2 separate regions of the Mus musculus genome follow, and region 2 is linked to region 1. The links are chromatin contacts, found by Hi-C or POLR2A ChIA-PET in ENCODE. All regions are on one chromosome and are shown on one strand. The core of a region is the stretch at or near the end of the contact, and the rest is flanking DNA. Distances in the headings are between cores, read along the strand shown. Region 1 has its middle 3.5 kb from the start of Gm39850. Region 2 has its middle 37 kb from the start of Gm39850.

Region 1 (5,713 bases), core at 14-2,513:
GTGTATCAGCTCTGTGCGTATCATAACACAGGAAGCCTCCCTAATCTATAACCCGAAATACAAGAGTCAGTCCACTTGACACCCATTAACTGAGCACACTCTGAGTTTTCTTCAAGCCTCTCCAAAGTCTTGCATGGCTATCAAAATATTTTTGGAAATTCTGTAACATTTTTTTTTTTTATTTTCCCCTGGCTTCATATTTCTGGTAAGGCCTCATCCCTAAAATACCCTTCTTCTGGGACACGGAAATAACGGTCCCAAAGCAGCTGCCAGAGTTAGAGCCACTCAGAGATTTGGGACACATTTCTAGGGAGGGCTACTTGTAATTGATTCAGTTAAAAGCCAACCCACTAAAGCTTTCAAAGAAACAGGTGTGTGGGGAGGGGAGAGAGGAAGCGGGGGGGGGGGGGCCGCGGGGGGGGGGGCTGTGCGTCCTTCTGGATCCTCTCCTTTTTGCTCACAATTCTATCTGCAGTTTTACTTCCCGTTTCTTCCCTTCTTTGGCCTCAGCGCTACCCCTCCTCTTGAATTTTATTTTAGATGTGCAGAAAAACAACCAACCATCTCCCTTCTCTCACCCCGCCCCACGCCGCCAGGGCGCTGAAGTCATATTTCTCTGTGGCTAACTTCCTCTATTGGTGCCTCACAACTGGATTCCTGTCACCCAGAACCACCTCCCCTAAGTTCAAAGCCAGTTAGAGGGCACATCTGGCACACAAGAGAGTGGGCTCCACCGACCAGCACAGCTGCTTGCCTGGCCCTGAGAGGCTTCCACCAGATAAACCACACTCGGGGTGTCGGTGTGGCTCACAGGGTCTTTGCCATGCTTCTGCCCACCTTGAAGTCAGTGGTTGGCATCTCAGAGACATCAGGGAATTGTTTTTTGAAAATACCTTTGAGAGAGGAAAAACTCTTTTCAAACAAAAACAAACCTTTGTTCCGGCCTGTTAAACAGAAATCCCCGAGCCTGGGCCGAGCGGTGCAATTTAAAAATAATAATAATAATTTTTAATTTTTTAAAAAATTTTTCTGAACACTTCCCAGATGATTCTATTGTACGGCCGGGTTAAGAACCACCGCTGTAGATTCTGCTAGTGGAAGCTATCCAAACCCCAGCTTACTCCCTTCCTTCCAAACGCACCCCAGGAGATTCCTCTGTCTGTTCTCACACGAAAGATATCTGGGAGCCAGGAAATAGAGTCAGGCGCCTGGGGAACGCAGCTAGGTGGAGGAAGGAAAGGGGTTGAAAACAGAGGAGGTGCCAAGTGGTGAAGCAGGCGCTAAGCCCCCCTCCCCTTCTGTACATAGGGACTGTACACAGCTTGTAGATAGGCATAAAGTCACCTTCTCGCTGCTGCCCGAGGACCTGGCCTCCCAGGCTCTGGGAGTTGACATATAAGTGCCATGAAGCTTCAGAGTGAGAGAGAGGAAAACAACTATTGCAGGACCCTGTCGCCCCAGGAACTGCGTTGCAGAGACTTTGGGAAGAGAACATGCGCGCTTTCCGTACAGCAGAGGACAATTGAAAAATTTAAGTCACGTCTATGCTGAAAGGGGACAAGAACAAATATGATTTGTGTGTGTGTGTGTGTGTGTGTGTGTGTGTGTGTGTGTGTGTGTGTGTGTTCGCGCGCGCGCCCTAAGGCGCTTGAGAGGCACACAGCTGCTGGTGTGTGATGTAATCTATTCCTGGTCACAGGAAGGCCAAGACTCCGCTGGGGTGGGGTAGAGTGGGAGGGGGAACTCCTAAGAGTCTCAACCCCCCACGATCCCTTCAGACCCCCCAAATGCTCACTGTGCAGTTGAGAAATAATAAGCAAACACGGAGCTCAGAGGTACTCTGCCCACCCCCCCTCCAGACATCCCTGGTTACTTAGGCAACTGGTGGACTCCCCCTTCCACACCAGCACTCCGAGGCCTGTGGCTGTGCAGGGGGAAGGGCAGGGGGAAGGGCCTGCCCCCACTGCCTAGTTCTTAGTCAGTGCTTCTTGGCCATCTGCCTGCCTTCCTCTGGCAGGGATATGCGGCTCTTGCACCCTTGGCTTAGTCCATGAGAAGAGGTCTCCCTGCCTCCACCCTTCTTTCTGTTTGCCTCTCTCCCCAGATGTCTCAAAGTTTCTGTGGGAAAGAATGTTCTTACTGCTAATGTGAGACTTTCAAAGTCGGGCCTTCTCCTGAAGGCATGGGAGCTGCCTGGTTAGGTGCCCCATCAGGGATACCCAACAGGAAGGTACCACTGGTCTACATTCAGGTGGCTGAATATCTCTGGGTTCCCCTGGCGTTGCTCTCTGATACCTGAGCTTCCAAATATCAGGTCTTTGTCCATCACAAGATTGATGCAGATGTGCAACATGGATATTGTCCAGCCCTAGAGGAGTGAGCGGTTTTATTTGGGGGTTGGTTTTGTTTTTCTTTAAGCGGGGTATGTGTGTGTGTGTGTGTGTGTGAAGAAAACCCTCCCCATTCATATAACCCTGTGCCTCCGATTTAGTAAACTTCTATTACCTTGACCTTTTTTGGGGGGTGGGGTGGTGGACTTGGAAACAAGGTCTCTCTATGTGGCCCTGGCTGTCCTGGGGCTCACCCACAATGTAGACCAGGCTGTCCTCAAACTCAGAAATCAGGCTGCCTCTTCCTCCCAAGTGCTTGGGTTAAAGGCAAAGACAGACCACTGCCCGGTTTTGATACCTAGACTTTTGAATGTGTTTCTTTTGCTTTTTTCCAGAAGAAATCCTGGCAAAGACCCAGTATGAGAGAGGATGGCAGATAATCAGCAGAGGTTCAACCTGTTGGACCCCAACACCAAACACAACACATCAGGCGTCAGGCCGGGTCTGTGCTGGTCGTCACCTCTCTCTCTCCAGCATCCAAACAAACAGCACTCCTCGGCAGGAGCAGATGTGGGTGCCTCCCACCATTAAGAATAAAGCACTTGGGAGGCAGAGGCAGGCAGATTTCTGAGTTTGAGGCCAGCTTGGGCTACAAAGTGAGTTCCAGGACATCCAGGGCTACACAGAGAAACCCTGTCTGGAAAAAACAAAAAACAAAAACAAAATAGCAACAAAAAAGAATAAAGTCTGTACTGTATCTCCAGCCTTATCTACTAGTCAAGAGTCAGACACTCCCCATGAAGTACTGGCTGTGTTAGGACTTTAAAACCTGTCAGAAGGATTGCAGATTGTGGTTACCAGCAGAAATGCCCTAAAGGCAGATCCTCCCACTGGAGCAACTGACAGGAAACACCCTGCCTGGAACAATATTCCTGCTGCAGAGGGTTTCTTGCCTCTCTCTCTCTCTCTCTCTCTCTCTCTCTCTCTCTCTCTCTCTCTCTCTTTCTTTCTTTCTCTTTTGAAACCAGAAAAACATGAAATATAAAACGGGCTCTAGTTGTACCTAGGCCTGGCCCCATGAAAACCTGAAAGTGGGCCAGATGGCAAAGTCAGGCTCCTAGCCCTCATCCACACTGGTGAGAGACAGACAAGGAGTCCTCTCCCTGGCTCAGGGCAGAGGGGGAACTGCTGGTGTCCGTGAGGGGAATACAGGGGGGAGGGAGGAGGGGATGGAGTTTGCACAGCATGTGAGGCACAGCATGGAGGAGCAGAAAAAGCAGAGAGGCATGTGTCAAGGGATTAATATGATAATCATCATGACAACAATAATGGCCTCTGCTTTTGGACTTTGGGCAAACCATTTCACAATTCTCTTTTTTCATGATGAAAGAATCAGTGTTCCGGGCCCAGGGCTTACCCTACAAATCATATGAGAGTGTGTGAATATAAAATTGATTTATAAACTGTTTCAAATATTCACTATTAATTCTACTTAAAATGAAATAGACCTTCCAAGACAGATGCCAGGCTTAAATATCATCCCTCACAGGAAGTAATCACCTTTTAATAATTGGCTATGCAGGATTTGGTGACTGCGTTGGCCATATCATATTTTTCCTTGTAATATTCCAAAGTGTTCTTGGCGATATGTAAACAGTCTCATTATGTAAAAGCCCTTATCATGGCATGTGCTAAAGTGGGCTCCTACCTGCCAATTCGGTGGGGTTTCAAGGATCCCCCAGGGACCCTCTGCACAACTCTGAGTGGGTGGTGCAAGTCTTTAACAAGAGTACATAAAAATGTGTCTATTCTCATTGAATGCAGTTATCTCTATGATTTGTGAGTGGGCTGCTCAATGATTTCAGAAAAACATTTCCCTCCAGCTGGCAAGATGTCAAGACTGAAAAACACATCCCCTGGTTCTTCTTCTTGCCCCAATTGGGATGGATGAGCCTAATTCTCACCACCCCATTTCCTTAAGCCATTAGCAGTGATTGAATCTCTGCGCATCCCAGTGAGTTGCACTCCGGCCGTCTCAATGCACAGGAGCACCCGTAATATGGAAAACTATGTTGTGAAACTTCAAATCTACTTTTAATTCCATCTTTGACAGACCAAATTGAAGCCATGGTTTCTGCTTTGCTAGGGCCACTTAACACGAGCTGGAAACTCTGTCTCCCTTCAGTGTGAAAGCTTCCCTCTTCTATCAGTTCAGTTGGGTGCTATAGTGATGGTTTGCAGTCCACAGAAAGGGTTTGTGTGGATGGGGGGGGGGGTGGACAGACAGGACAGCCAGACACCAGTGTTCCTTGGGAATTGGGGATCAAGGAGGAAAGAGATGATGAGGCAGCCTGGAGTCCACGTCCTGTGCATTTACTGGGTATGCGTCACCCAAGGTTGCTGAGTTAGAAGACTCAGAACTGCAACCAGCAGTACTGTCCTGGAACTCACTCTGTAGACCAGGTTGGCCTTGAACTCAGAAATCCTCCTGCCTCTGCCTCTCGAGTGCTGGGATTAAAAGCCACCATGCACAATTTAGTCACTCATTATTAAGTGACCACGTAAGAGGGAAAAGAAAAAACAAAGTAACGTCACAACTAGTTATTTTTTCTTCATCTTACAACAACGACAGGAGGCATTCACGGTCCTTGTTTCATAGAAGAGAGGCCCGGCGAGATTGGGTAACTTCCTCATTATCTCCGGAGTATTTGGTGGCAGAAAAAAATTCAAGCCTAGATTTATCTGATTCTTAGATCTTCGCACTTAACTGATACATTCATCTGCCTCCCAGAGTTGGGGATCTTTTTAAAAATGAATATCGAATTTCCTTTTGAAGGTAACATATGATTTGGATTGCCTTGGGTTGCAGAAGAAGGGGAAAGAATGTACCACACATCTGAGTTCATCTCCTTAGGCCCCCAAACAATGCTTAAGACCAATATCTATTTAATTGATGAATGATGGATGGGTGGATGGATGGAGGGATGGATGGATGGATGGGTGGATGGATGGACAGATGAATGGATGGGTAGGTAGGTGGGTGGATGGGTGAGTAGATGATGGAGAGAAAAACAGCTTTAAAAACCCATGGAGATGAGTATCAGGATGAGAAACAGAGCTGGGGAACAAATAGGAGAAAGTGAAAGATGACAGAAGAATAGAAGGGTGTTTGTTCTAATCAGGTAGGAGCCATAGTTATTTCCACATTTGTGGGAAAGCTTAGAACTCCAGGGTGTGGAGTGCTAACTCCTAGAGATTGGCCTGATAAGGGAGTGCTTGAGAGTTCCTCTGGTTCTGGGGTACAAAGGGGCTAGAGATGAAGAGGTAAGAGACAGAGGATAACTCACAGGAACACACTTGGATGGCCTGTTGGATGGGTACGG
Region 2 (5,464 bases), core at 2,911-5,410, 44 kb after region 1:
CAAAATAGCTACCCTAAATATGAGTCACTCCTGTGGCTTCAATATGTGCCCAAAACTGTTTGGTTTTAAATCTTATTTAGTGTGTGCATGCGCACACACGCATATATACATCTGTCCTGCAGATATCATATACCCCCCAGTGTGTTGCCAAGAGAAGGGCAGTTCCCCTATAGGCTAAGCCTGAGAAACTATCAGACCCAAGAAGAAAGAGTAAGAATACAATGAAACCCTGTGTGTTGTCCTGAATTGGAGTCTGAGACTAAAAGAATGAGGAGACTGGTGAAATCTAAATTGTTTAGGTTAAACTATTAAGTCTATCCTTTCACATCATCCAGGCAGGTAGCACACATCTATAGTTCCAGCACTTATGAGGCCCAGGTAAGAAAATCACAAGTTCAAGGCCAGCTTGGGCTACAGAGCAACCAGGGTCAAAGATAGAGCTTGTATACCTGCCCTGCAGAACGGCAACAACAAATGAAATTTCACATCAACGTAGTCTCTAGTCTCTCAGAATTTATAACGGAGCCCTGGCTATGTAGGATATTAACACCAAGGGAGCTGAATGGAAATCTAAGGGCATTCTTAATGATGGTTTTGGGAGGTGAGGGCCACAAGTTGAGAGCTGTCATATTAGTCAGTTTTATCCTGAAACAACTAAAGAGAGTAAAATTGGCTTTGGCTCACTGTTTCAGAGGGCTGTGTCCAGGGTCCCTCGGCCCCATTTGATTGGGCAGGGCAGCCTCAGGAGCATGTAACAAGGAATGTTTCCATTTTGTCACAGACGAGAAGTAGAGAAAACGGACAAGAAGGGGCCAGGGACAATATACCTCAAGAACCTGCACCAGTGATCCACTTCTACTACCTGGCTTCTACCTCCTCAGGTTTACAGAATTCCCCACAATAATTTCTAGCTGCTGTCCAAGTGCCCAACACTTAGACCTTTGTGGGGTGAGAGTGGGGGGGTCCCTCATAATCCAACCACCGCAGCCAGGAGGAAGCTACTGAGCAGGTTTGACATTTGTCAAGTGTCTCCTAACTGTCCGATGCTTTGATATGTTTTGCTCTTTCTTCAGACCCTTCATTCTCCAGATTTGGGACTTTTCTTCCCATCATCCTAGAAGGAAATTAGAGAAGACAGCTAGCTGGATATGGATAAGGGAGACACGTAGACAAATCCAGTTACTGGGAAAAAAAAAACCCAAGATAATTGGAATTAATAATTCGGACCTCAGTTAATCATGTATCATTGTTAGTATACTAGTTATAATTCATGTCCCACAATTGTGTCAAATTCTAATAATAGAAAAAATTAGCTATGGGGTGCTCAGAGACTTTCTGTGTTATTGTCTTTAAATTACTTCCTATTCTGAAATAGGCTATTCATAAAAGAAATTGTCCCATCCCTGAGGTAAACAGAGGGGCTGCCTTGGTTGGCTCTGGCTCCAAGGGACTTGGAGGGTATCCAGGGAGAATATGGAGGAAACACAGAGAAATAAAGGGCAGAGTGGTGGGTACACGACCCTTCCTAGACAAGCAGGAAAGGGAAAGGGCAGAAAGACAGAGGAGAGACACCAAACAAATTCTTGTTTGTCCCCTGACCTGACCCCTCTGTTAACTCTGTACCTCTTAGCTGTTTGTTACTGGCACCCCTTCCCTTTTCATAGTCTGGAGGACTGTGTTACATCCTCTGTCCCTCTGGGTTCACTATGCTTCACCCTGCTTCTGGCTCCCCTGGGGCTTGGCAGGAACAGGAGCATTGGGAAGGGATGAGAATAGCCATGGAGTCTGTAGGACCCTTATCCATCAGCATGCCCCTAGGTGAGCATGTCTCTAATGGAAACCATAGTCCCGAGGGTCAGCTTTGTCCCAGCAGCTCTAACTGTCCCGGCTTTTGCCCTGTCAGGGCTGGAGAACAACTGGGCACAGCACCACTCCTTGATGCTCTCCTTGATTGCTGTTGTTGGTGATTCCCCCCATTATGAACATCTTAATTACTTGGAGCTTGTCATTAGTTCCCAGCCTGGACCATAATTATTAGCAAAAGCACCTTACTATTACGATGGCTAGTGCTTTTGCTAGTGTTCTGGTCTACTCAGCTTTCATTTTTTTTCTTCTTCCAGAGGACATAAACCTCAGGAGGCAGAGATACTGAAAACTTTGTTCACTGTCTCGGCATGGTATAAATAGCTGTGAAATAGAGAGAGCCTTGAATTTATGTTGTCTCATACAGTTGTCACTAGCTGCATGTGGCACGTGAAATGTGACTAGTGAGAATGGAAACGTTTTTTGGATGGAGTCATGTCATGTAACCCCAGATGAACTCACACGACTGGTTCTCCTGCCTCACTCTCTGGTGCTGGGATTACAAGCATGCACAACCATGCCTGGCTTCAATTTCTCTCTCTCTCTTTCTTCCTTCCTTCCTTCCTTCCTTCCTTCCTTCCTTCCTTCCTTCCTTCCTTCCTTCCTTCCTTCCTTCCTTCCTTCCTCCCTTCCTTTTTTATTTCATTTTAACTTTTTTTTTTGAGACAGGGTTTCTCTGTGTAGCCTTGGTTGTCCTGGAACTCACTCTGTAGACCAGGCTGGCCTCAAACTCAGAAATCCACCTGCCTCTGCCTCCCAAGTGCTAGAATTAAAAGCATGTGCCACCACTGCCCCACCTCATTTTAACTTTTTAAAAAATGTATTTTTAAACTCATTTATTTTGTGTGTTTTGCTTGCACGAATGTCTGAGCACCATGCGCAAGGCTGCTTGGTGCCTGGGGAGGTCAGGACAGGTCATCAGATCCCCTGGAATTGGAGCTATGGACAGTTGTGAGTTGCCATGCTGGTGCTGAGAACCAAACCTGTGATACTCTGCAAGGGCCACCAGTCCTCTTAACTGCTGGCTGGCTTCCATTGCTACATACAGAGCACCTATGCTAATGGTTACAGTGCCTGTCTGAGTCCCTGTCTCCATTTTTAAGATAATTGGATCACTTCTAAAGCTCACTTTACCCCACTAAGGGTTAAGACCACTGTTCAAGGTTGAGGCAGCAAAAGTAACTATCTGGTTATGGTGGTTTCTATTCTCCTTAGGAACTGGGATGCTGGGCTTTCTGAGGTCTCTCTGGATCCGCACATTTGAGAGGGGGTGTCCTACATTTAAGCATTTCCATTTTAAAACGATCGACCAGCCCCATTGTGCTCACTAGGCCTTAAAAACTTGCAGCTTCTTGGAGCTCTGGCCGCAGGCCAGTGGAGCCTCCAGCTGCTGACTGACCCTGCCTGGAAAGTCAACTTGGAAGAGGCACAACCGTCCTAATCCTCTTCCAAACCACTCTAAGAAGGTTTATCCAGTGACCTGTAAAACGAAATTAGTAAAAGGGACACTTTAATTCCAGCTCGTTAGGGAGCTTCTAAAATCTTTAAGAAAGCCAGCGCAGCAGATTCTGTGCTGGGGGAAGGGGGACGAAGACACGCCTCCCATTTTCAGAGGCAAAATATCCTTGCTTTTCAATGGTGATTCTGCACACTGACTTTTTTTTTTTTTAGGGCTTTCTTAGGAATCTCAGCGAAGGTGGGAAGCGAGGTTTGAGAACAGGGTGACAGCCCAACAGGGTCAAGCGAGCCCATCTCACCCCACCACCAAATTGGGCCAAGTCCAGCGGCACTCTGGCCTAACTACAGGAGCCTGCCTATTCTCACCGCTCTTACAACATCTCCCTGGAGCTGGCCTATTGCGCAATACCAGGAAACAGTCCATATGAAACCTTGGCCCGCAGAGTGTACATGTTCTGGTTTTTATTCTGCAGCTCTTTTATAATACGTGTTTTCCTTTCCCATAATGTCATCTGGAAGCAATTCCTCCCAACAGCTGGATCTGCTTTCGGAATTGGTAAACACGTAAAATGGAAGGCTGTGGAAGATTCGGAGACTCGGCAGAGGAGCTGCTTCTCCGCCTGCTTGGCTCGCGTTCTGAGGCTTATCTGGGGTCTCCTCAAAACCCAGAATGTCTTCAAACAGGCAACCCGCGCCGCATTCCCATCTTCAGAGGGTCAACATGTTCTCTGGTGGAGAAATTTTCTGAATGCCTTGCTGATAAAAGTCATCAGATGCAGGCCAGATCGCCAGTTGCCAAGATCTGCAGGCTCCACGTGGAAGCCAGCCCAGCAGAACATTCCCAGCATCCCCACACCTTCCTGCGGCCAGCATCTTAGGGTCCCCCGGGATATCTTCCCAAGAGCACAGCTTTCCGGTGTCGCTGCCACCAACGCCCATCAAGCGAGGACCAGAGCCAAAGACTAAGTGGGTCATTAAAGGGGACCATCCCCCTTAATGTGATTGATCCTCAGGAACAAGTTTCCACACAGACACAAGACGGAGACCTACCCAGCTATGGAAAGGAGCCCAAGAACTCAGCTGTCCACCCTAAGCTCTCTCTCTCTCTCTCTCTCTCTCTCTGTCTCTGTCTCTGTCTCTCTCTCTGTCTCTCTCTCTCTCTCTCTCTCTCTCTCTCTCTCCCCCTCCCATTCCCCCACCTCCACCCCCAGGGAGCAGGGGCTCACTAGCATTGCTAGTTCTGGGCCAGGGACTCCAGGGGCATGTTTCAGCCTGAATACAGTAAAGGGGACAAAGTTTAGGTTCTGTATCTTCTACAGAAATGCAACTCTTTAGATGGTCATTTCCAACATGGGAGGAGGGGGGACGTCGGGACCATGACAAGCTGAACACATGGTCCACTTTCAGAGGGAAATGGAAAAGTATGCCTGTGAACACCTGTCCCGCTGCAGAGAAGGTCACACACAGGGCTGGTCCTCTTCTGGGCTGATACAAGATCTCTGTGAATTAGAGGCTAGCTTTGTCTGGGAGGCTATTTTCCAGCCAACCAAGACTATATAGCAAGACCTTATCTCATAAAATAAAATAAAATAAAATAAAATAAAATAAAATAAAAATCTTCAGAAAAATAAGTAACTAGAAGCTAGTAGCTAAGCTAAGCGAACAAGAAACATTCCTGCTTTTGTTTCTCTCTGCTGGTCACAATCTTTTTTTTTTTTTAATATTTATTTATTTGTAGTTACACTGTAGCTGTCTTCAGATACTCCAGAATAGGGAGTCAGATCTCATTACGGATGGTTGTGAACCACCATGTGGTTGCTGGGATTTGAACTCAGGGCCTTCGGAAGAGCAGTCAGTGCTCTTAACCGCTGAGCCATCTCTCCAGCCCCGCTGGTCACAATCTTGACTCTGTGTTTTCACCTTGACTTCCTGCTACGATGGACTGTAACCTGGACTTATGATCTAAAAACAAACCCTTTCTCCCCTAAGTTGATTTTGTCAGGAAATTTGTTACCAAGAGAAACAAATCCAGAACAGATGGACGGTCCTTCCCATTGTTCAGGGACCACGCTCAGCAGGGAATTCTAAGGAACACGACTTCCCAGCTCTGCAGCACCAACCACAAACTGTGCTTCCTCCAGAG

What was found. A loop is a pair of places that touch in the nucleus more often than their neighbours do. ChIA-PET counts read pairs that join two places held with the same protein, here RNA polymerase II (POLR2A).
Region 2: a map of heart shows a loop between it and region 1 (3-fold over the local background). The contact joins two enhancer-like sites. A Hi-C loop is called at or near these places in 13 of 37 maps with a recorded cell type or tissue (CH12.LX, gastrocnemius, heart and 4 more). POLR2A ChIA-PET finds 5 or more read pairs at or near these places in 4 of 5 experiments (Patski and embryonic stem cell).

What each region holds. Positions count from the first base shown.
Region 1 is chr2:73,002,639-73,008,351 of GRCm38, forward strand. No RefSeq gene overlaps it. Among named protein-coding and RNA genes, the nearest start is that of Gm39850, 3.5 kb to the right of the region's middle. Within about 2 kb of position 1,264, at least 2 of the 3 ENCODE cell types and tissues checked have a DNase peak (open chromatin) inside an H3K27ac peak, as active enhancers do; they include gastrocnemius and heart, where a contact is called at or near this core.
Region 2 is chr2:73,043,466-73,048,929 of GRCm38, forward strand. No RefSeq gene overlaps it. Among named protein-coding and RNA genes, the nearest start is that of Gm39850, 37 kb to the left of the region's middle. Within about 2 kb of position 4,161, at least 2 of the 3 ENCODE cell types and tissues checked have a DNase peak (open chromatin) inside an H3K27ac peak, as active enhancers do; they include gastrocnemius and heart, where a contact is called at or near this core.